2 separate regions of the Homo sapiens genome follow, and region 1 is linked to region 2. A link is an interaction called in ENCODE POLR2A ChIA-PET data of the cell type or tissue named here. Cell type or tissue: A673. All regions are shown on one strand.

Evidence for each region. ChIA-PET counts read pairs that join two places held together with the same protein. Peaks named below come from ENCODE experiments on the same cell type or tissue, not always from the same donor. Only the 100,000 strongest peaks of a DNase experiment are listed, where the experiment ranks them.
Region 1: POLR2A ChIA-PET joins it to region 2 with 5 read pairs; 2 of 35 experiments call an interaction of 5 or more read pairs at or near these places.

What each region holds. Positions count from the first base shown.
Region 1 is chr1:223,733,447-223,737,446 of GRCh38, forward strand. All of the region lies in intron 2 of CAPN2 (calpain 2), which reads left to right. Among named protein-coding and RNA genes, the nearest start is that of CAPN2, 23 kb to the left of the region's middle. RefSeq lists an enhancer at 453-1,313. In A673, no CTCF peak of the experiment used is centred here; no DNase peak of the experiment used is centred here; H3K27ac peaks cover 712 bases.
Region 2 is chr1:222,895,353-222,899,352 of GRCh38, forward strand. All of the region lies in intron 1 of DISP1 (dispatched RND transporter family member 1), which reads left to right. Among named protein-coding and RNA genes, the nearest start is that of DISP1, 82 kb to the left of the region's middle. In A673, no CTCF peak of the experiment used is centred here; no DNase peak of the experiment used is centred here.

The DNA of each region.
Region 1 (4,000 bases), 840 kb after region 2:
CTGACATGGCCCTGAATGAATTTATCTTTTCAGTAGAAGGCCCTGGAGTTTAAAGGAGTCATTCATAAGGTCTGTCTGGGAGTGCCTTGTCCTCAGAGGAGGGTCTGGGTGGGTTGGAGTGGAAGGAAGGGCTGGCTACCTGGTGTGCTCTCCGTGGGTCCCCAAGAAAGGCAGCCCTGCTGGGGGCAGTGAAGCCCTTATCCAGGTCACGTGAGTCTTGGAAGGGGAAGGCTGCTGTGCTTAACGATTCAAAAACACAAATCAAACCTCCTTTCCCAAACAAATTAGAAGGTGTGGAGGAAGCTTGAATTCAGAGAGGATTTCCCAGAGACCCATAGGCAAAAGTGGCTTAACTGAGCCCAGTGGGTGTCCCAGAATGGGCCAGAGAGAATGACACTAAAAAGTCTTTGAACAAATGAGCAAATGAATACAGGAATGCTCATCTGCCATAGGCACAAACGTGGTAAACGTTCCCTGAGAGAACTGACAGCCCAGGGGTGCAGGGAGAGAAACGGTCCCAACTGCAGACTGGGTCCCAACTGCAGACTCGGTCCCAACTGCAGACTCAGGAGGAGGGAGGCTGTTAAGGGGCCGTCTTTCCTTCTGTTATGTGAGGAGAAAAGCAGGGAAGGGACCTCAAGGCCAGCCTCTCCCAGGAGCTGCTGTTCTCAGCCCCGGGATCCAGCGCTACAGGGAAGTGCAGGGGAGGCTCCACAGTCCCGGCTGGAGACCCGGTCAGGCCTGGGTGGCCACTCTTCTTTGTAGTGGCCACCCTCGTGTCACCAGCAAATGCTTTTGTATCTACACCCTTCTCAGTGCTCCCCCTCTTTTAAAAAATGTACTTTCTTTTTTTAAAAAGAGTTGGGTCTTGCCTTGTCACCTATGCTGGAGTGCAGTGTTGCTGTCACAGCTCACTGCAAACTCCACCTCCTGGGCTCAACCCATCCTCCCACCTCAGCCTCCCAGGTAGCTGGGACCACAGGCACACACCAGGACACCTCGCCCAGTGCTCACTATTTACCTTTATTTCTTCCTTATTCGGACACCCCTTGCTTCCAAAGAAGAGTTTCGGAAGGCTCAAGACGGTGAGACAGACACCTTATGCACTGCTTCACTCTCCCCCGCAGCTCCCCTCCCTCCTCACTGACCCCCGGCCACAACCCTCTCTCCTTGCCCCTCACCAGCCGGCACCCTTGGCAACCCTGGCACCCTTTCGAGGACAAGACTGCCAAATGTGGCCAAGGTCTGGCACACCATGTACCAATCGAAACTCCACTTCCCTTGAGTTTCAGTTTCCACGCCTATAAAATTAGCAAATGAAAAGAGCAAACACTTGGAGACACTGTTCTCAATGCTTTGCATATTTTTTTCATTTAATTCTCAGTGCCATGAGACAGTCTATTATTATTAAACCTATGTTATATATGAGGAAACTGAGGCACAGAGGGAGTAGTTTCCCCAGGTCACAGTCAGGATTTGAACTCCATGGTCTGGCTCTAGTGTTTCCCAACCATTCGGGGTGGGAGTGGGAGAGAAACCAGACTGCTCTCCCTAGAAAACAGCATGTGTTTGCATGTGTGCCAAATTTGCACAAAACATTTGGGGTTCCAGGTCTCTAAAGCCCATCCATGGAACCCCGGTTTCCCTTCTCTCACGTGATCCTAACAACCTGCCGAGGATACACCTCATCATGATCCTCCTTTCACAGCTGAGAACACACCAGCTTAGAGAAATTAAGAAGTGTATCCAAGCTCACACAATCTTAAGTGGCCAGATCAGGACCAAAATCCAGGTCCTCTGGCTGGGCGCAGTGGCTCATGCATGTAATCCCAGCTCTTTGGGTGGCCAAGGCGGGTGGATCACCTGAGGTCAGGAGTTCAAGACCAGCTTGGCCAACATGGTGAAACCCCATCTCTACTAAAAATACAAAAATTAGCTGGGCATGGTGGTGGGCGCCTGTAATCCCAGCTACTCAGGAGGCTGAGGCAGGAGAATTGCTTGAACCCAGGAAGCAGAGGTTGCAGTGAGCTAAGATGGAGCCATTGCACTCCAGCCTGGGCAACAGAGTGAGACTCTATCTAAAAAAAAAAAAAAAAAAATTTGTGGTCTTCTAACCACAAATCTAGTGCCCCTCCCCAACCACCTCTGGTCCAGCCTCTTAGATCTATCTGGGATGTCTTTCCACCATACTCCTTTCTGGTTTGAGAACCACCTGAAGGCTCAACGTGGCTGTGGGGTGCTCCGTGGAGCCATTTGGCCTGTGCCCAGCAGCGAGGGGGACAGCCAGCAAAGGTACCCCCGCCCCTGCCAGCCTGCCACCTACTTGGGACGTTTCTTTTCTTTTTTTTTTTGAGACGGAGTCTCGATCTGTTGCCCAGGCTGGAGTGAAGTGACGTAATCTCAGCTCACTACAACCCCCACCTCCTGGATTCAAGTGATTCTCCTGCCTCAGCCTCCCTAGTAGCTGGGACTACAGGCGCATGCCACCATGCTCAGCTAATTTTTGTATCTTTAGTAGTGACGGGGTTTCACTATGTTGGCCAGGCTGGTCTTGAACTCCTGATCTCGTGATCTGCCCACCTTGGTCTCCCAAAGTGCTGAGATTACAGGGTGAGCCACCGCACCCAGCCTACTCGGGACCTTTCACCACCCAAGTGACCAGCACCCCTGCCCAGAGTGCCCCGGTTCTGTCCACTAGGCCAGCAGGGACCCCGCCTCTGGGATTGTTTGCTGGAGGGGTCCTGGACAACGTAGAAAGGGCAGCACACAGCCCTGGGCAGGAAGGGAGGCAGGAAGAGAGATCCTCAGGGGCTGGGCTGGAGGAGCAAAGCCAGCCAAAGGGGAGTGAGAGGGCAGTCAAGCGCCTAGAAGCCAAGGAACCCCAGGAGGATGGCATCGGGCAGGTGCCTCCTGGTGCCCAGAGACAAAAAGATGTGTGGGAAGGTGACAGAATCAAGCGGTAAGGTCAGTGCTTTGAGGGAGCAGGCAACCACCAGCCTCCAGTGACACTTGCCTTTCACAGGGATCCTGGAGGTCCCCATTTGGGAAGGTGGAAAATCTCAGTTCCAACCTAACCAAAAGATACAGGGGCAAGTTTGGCCTTGAAACCCTGGACCATCTGCCCTGGGTGATTTCCTTTCAACAGTGCTGGGTCCAGACTCCCAGAACCCTACCTCTCCCATCTTCCCCAGTAAGCCTGCTTTCAGTCCTTTTCACACGAGAGCATTTAAATCCAAGGGTTCCCTTCCCCCTGGGTATTTGCAGCCCATCTGATCTCTAAATGTAGAGTGAGAGCCACTTGTAGAAATTAAGTCTAGGCTGGTCACGGTGGCTCACGCCTGTAATCCCAATACTTCGGGAGGCTGAGTCAGGAGGATCACTTGAGACCAGGAGTTTGAGACTAGCCTGGGCAACATAGCAAGACACCTCTACAAAAAAAGTTTTTTAATTAGCTGGGCATGGTGGTATGTGCTTGTAATCCCAGCTACAAGGTGAGGTGGGAGGATCACTTGAGCCCGGGAGGTCAAGGCTGCAGTGAGCTGTGATTGCACCACTGCACTCTAGCCTGGGTGACAGAGTGAGAACCTGTCTCAAAAAAAAATAAAAATAAGAATAAAGAAATTAAGACCAGATGTAGGGGAGATTTGTGGAGGAAGGGACAGGAGGCCCCTAAAATCCCATCCTGTAGGCAGCCCCTGCTTGACTAAGCATAAGGCTCGTGGGGCACCCAGGTGGGCTTTTTCTGGAGAGGAAGCAAGGCAGAAAACCCCTCCATTTTCCATCCCCAGCCTCTCAGGTCTGTGCCAGTTGAGTGTCTTCCAGGACAGAAGCATGGCTGGGTATGGAGGCAGCCTGGATATAGGGATGGCCGGTCTGTCAAGCCCGTGGTCAGGACCTTCACGGGGCAGCTTAGGAACCTCCAGGCAGGGCCTCATCTGCTGCCGTTAGTAATAAACATGGCCAGCAACAGCCAGGGCCCTGCTAGCGGGAGATGTCATCG
Region 2 (4,000 bases):
CAGTCAACTTAGAAAATAAATTCAACACATTTTACTGTTAATTTGGCTTATATTTATTGTTTTAAGAATAACTGATTTTTTAAAAAAATGATGAAATACAAACTTCTGCCATTTATCTCATCATTTTTCGCAATCTGTGATTTTCTTTTCCTTTGTGAGGGAATGCTGGGAATACATCAGTAGTTGCCCAGTTCTGACTGTTTATAACAAACAGAATAATTAATGTACATTTTATCTCTTTAAAATAACATGATTGATAAACAGATCAATGGAACAGAATAAAGAGTCCTGAAAGACTCACACATACATGGCCGGCTGATTTTTCAGCAAAGGTGCCAAGGTAATTCAATGGAGAAGGATCAGTCTTTTCCACATATGATGGGTTAACTGGATCTCTTGCAGGTGGAGAGGGAAAACTTGATCTCTATCCCACAGCAAATATAAAAATTTTCTAAAAGTAGATTATAGACCTAAATGCTGTAAACCTAAGGCTATGAAACTTTTAGAAGAAAACATAGAGAATCTTTGTGACCTTAGGAAAGGCACAAAGATTTCTCAAGATTTTTTAAAAAGCCTATTCATAAGATTTTTTAAAGTGTTGATAAATTGGACTTTATCGTAATTACAAATTTCTGCTCTTCAAAAGATACCATTTAAAAAATGAAAAAGCGAGGCTACAAGGTGCAGTGGCTCATGCCTGTAATCCCAGCAGTTTGGGAGGTCCAGGTGGGAGGATAGCTTTACATCCAGGAATTCGAGACCAACCTGGGCAACATAGGGAGACACCGTCTCTACAAATGAAAAAAATTAGCTGAGCATGGTGATGCATGCCTGTGGTCCCAGCTACCGGTAGGCCGAAATGGGAGGATTTCTTGAGCCTGGGAAGTCAAGGCTGCAGTGAGCCATGATCCTGCCACTGCACTCCAGCCTGGGTGACAGAGCACAATCCTGTCTCAAAAAAAAAGAGGCTGGGCGCGGTGGCTCATGCCTGTAATCCCAGCACTTTGGGAGGCCAAAGCAGGTAGATCACCTGAGGTCAGGAGTTTGAGACCAGCATGAGCAAGATGTTGAAGCCCCGTCTGTACTAAAAATACAAAAATTAGCTGGGTGTGCTGGTGGGCGCCTGTAATCCCAGCTACTCCGGAGGCTGAGGCAGGAGAATTGCTTGAACCCAGGAGGTGGAGGTTGCAGTGAGCTGAGATCGCACCATTGCACTTCAGCCTGGGTGACAGAGTGAGACTCTATCTCAGAGAAAAAAAAAAAAAGGTAAAAAGAAAAAGCAAGGTACAAAGTAGGAGAAAATATTTGTAATACAATGTGTGACAAAGGGCTTGTATCTAGAATGTTAAAAGAACTCTTACATGGCAAACAACTTTTAAGAGGTGAGCAAAGATTTGAAAAGACACACAAAGAAGATATACAGATGGCCAATAAGCACATGGAAAGATGAGCATCATCATTAGTCATCAGGGAAATTATTTAAAACCCACAATGAGATACCATTTATAACTGCCAGAATGGCTAAAATGAAAAAGACCAAGGATTTCAAGTATCAGAGAGAATGAAAAACAAGTGTGAAATGGCAAAACCACTTGGAAAGTTTTGGAGTTTCTTAGTAAACATGCATGTACCTTATGACCCAGTAATTCCATACATACATGAAAACATGTGCCCACAAAAAGACTAACTTATGAGTGTCCATGTGAATCTTATTCGTAATAGCCCCAAACTGAAAACAATCTAAGTATCCATGAATAGGGAAGTGGACAAACAAATTTTGATATAGTCATTCAGTGGCATACTCCTCAGCAATAAAAAGACAGCACGGATGAATCTTATAGATATCTGTTGAATAAAAGACTTGGCACAAAAGAGTATATATTATATAGTTCCATTTAGGAAGTTCTAGAACAGGCAAAACTATGATGATAGAAATGATCACAGTTTGCCTGTGATGGGATATAGTGGGGTGATTAACTACAGAGGGTTACAAGAGAACTTTTGGTGGTGATGGAAATATTCTGTAACTTCATTGAGGTTGTGGTTTCATGGATGCATCTATTCGTTGTCAAAACTCATTGCACTGTGTGTTTAAAATTTGTACATTTTATTGTATATAAATTATACCTCAAAGTTGTTTAAAAATAAAAACATGAAACTTTTAAAAATAATGAAAAATATTGTTAGCATATAGTTTTGTATACTTTTTAAAAGCCTTTGTCGGCTAAATTTATGAGGAGTTGTACTGTATTTCTAGGATACTTTATTAAGCCTTCTGGGAGGCAATTCAATGAACCTGTCATTAATCATTTTATTTTGCACCTAATAGTTGTGGTTAAATCTAGAAATAATGAGGTAAGCCTTACTCCCTCAAGGAAACATTTCTTAACATCTATCACTTTCACTTTCATTTGAATGTTTTTATTTTAAAAATACATACCAGTTTTATTATATTTACTTTTCTGTATGTACAGAGGCTAAAGTACTTGGTGTTTTAGTTAAACATACATGTAATGTAAAAACATGTACATGTCCATTTCAGATTTATTTTCAAAAGTATATTCCCCATCGAATCTGAATCATAGGAATATTTAAGTCTTATGTCTTCGCAGTAAGTAGTACATTTTTACTGTAATTTTTTCCCCTGCTTTGTATCTTGATGTCCTGCAGATGAACTGGTGACATCTGATATTCACTAGTCATGTTCGTTGAGGAAAAACATACACTTTCTTATTAAATCCACTTATCTGTAAAGTTTTGGTCAGGGATTTTAGCTTTTATTATGTGGATTATAGCTTATAGTATGTGGAAGAAATCTAACTGCAGGGATATAAACATTGTTTGGGGTGGAAAAAGCCTGCACTAGCAGATGTATTATAAAAGTTGAAGCCAGTATCAAAATGTCTTTTTCAGAAGTGGTAAATAGAATTTTTTTTTAAACACTGAGATCATAGAGCCGATTGTTGGGGAGGGAACACAGTTACTGAAGTATCAACTTTGTTTTTATGTGGCATAGAGTGTTCTTAAAGAGTAAAGGTGATTGGTTGAAAAACAAATGGAAAATTCTTAATTTGTAACTCTTGAAACTCTTCCTGCCAAAAATTTTTTGAAGTGTTCCTTCATTTGTTCATTCATTCAGGAATATATTAATACACTTATCCCTTAAACCATTTTACACATGTGCCATGTACCACTGTTTTTTTTTTTTTAATTTCAACTTTTATTATAGATTAAAGTGTACACATTCAGGTTTGTTACTTGGGTAACTGTGTTATGCTGAGGCTTGGGGAATTTAATAATAACAGAAATTTTTTGAATTAAAAGATGCCTAATGGTTTAAAACATTTTCAAATGTGTCACCCACATGACCCACACGACAGTTTACTGCACTTGGTGGGAAGATACTGTTTTCAGTGTTTAATAGATAATGTATGAGGCTGCTTTCAGGGTTTGGTTATATTATGTTACTTTCATTGCCGTATATCTCCTGTATATCTAAGCTAAACTTCTTGACTAGTTTAAATTAACTTATCTAGTTGATATACTTGGGCCCTAATCTGGTTTACTTGTGCACACATCTAACATGAAGTTATTTTAACCTTGTGACATTTAATCTTTAATGTTTCTGGAGAAAAGAACTAAATATCTTTTTACAAAATAAATTATGAATACCTTTTAAGCAGCTTCTATTTGAAATAACACTTTATATAAATATAGGAATATATAATATTCTTATGTAAGAATATTTTATATGAATATAGTCCTTTACCTTTTTGATTCCTACAGCAAGGCCATGAGAAAACCAAGGCTCACAGAAATTATGTTTAATACAGTCTTTCCATGTCATTGTGCTACCTCCCCCAAATTTCAGCCTGTTTGAATTTGGGGGAGGAGTTGTGGGGGGAGCAAGAAAATAGTCTCCGATTCTAACATAGGATGTTTAAAACATTTTAAAAAGTTATTTGTTTTCAGTATCTGCCTGAGAAAGAATTAGAACATG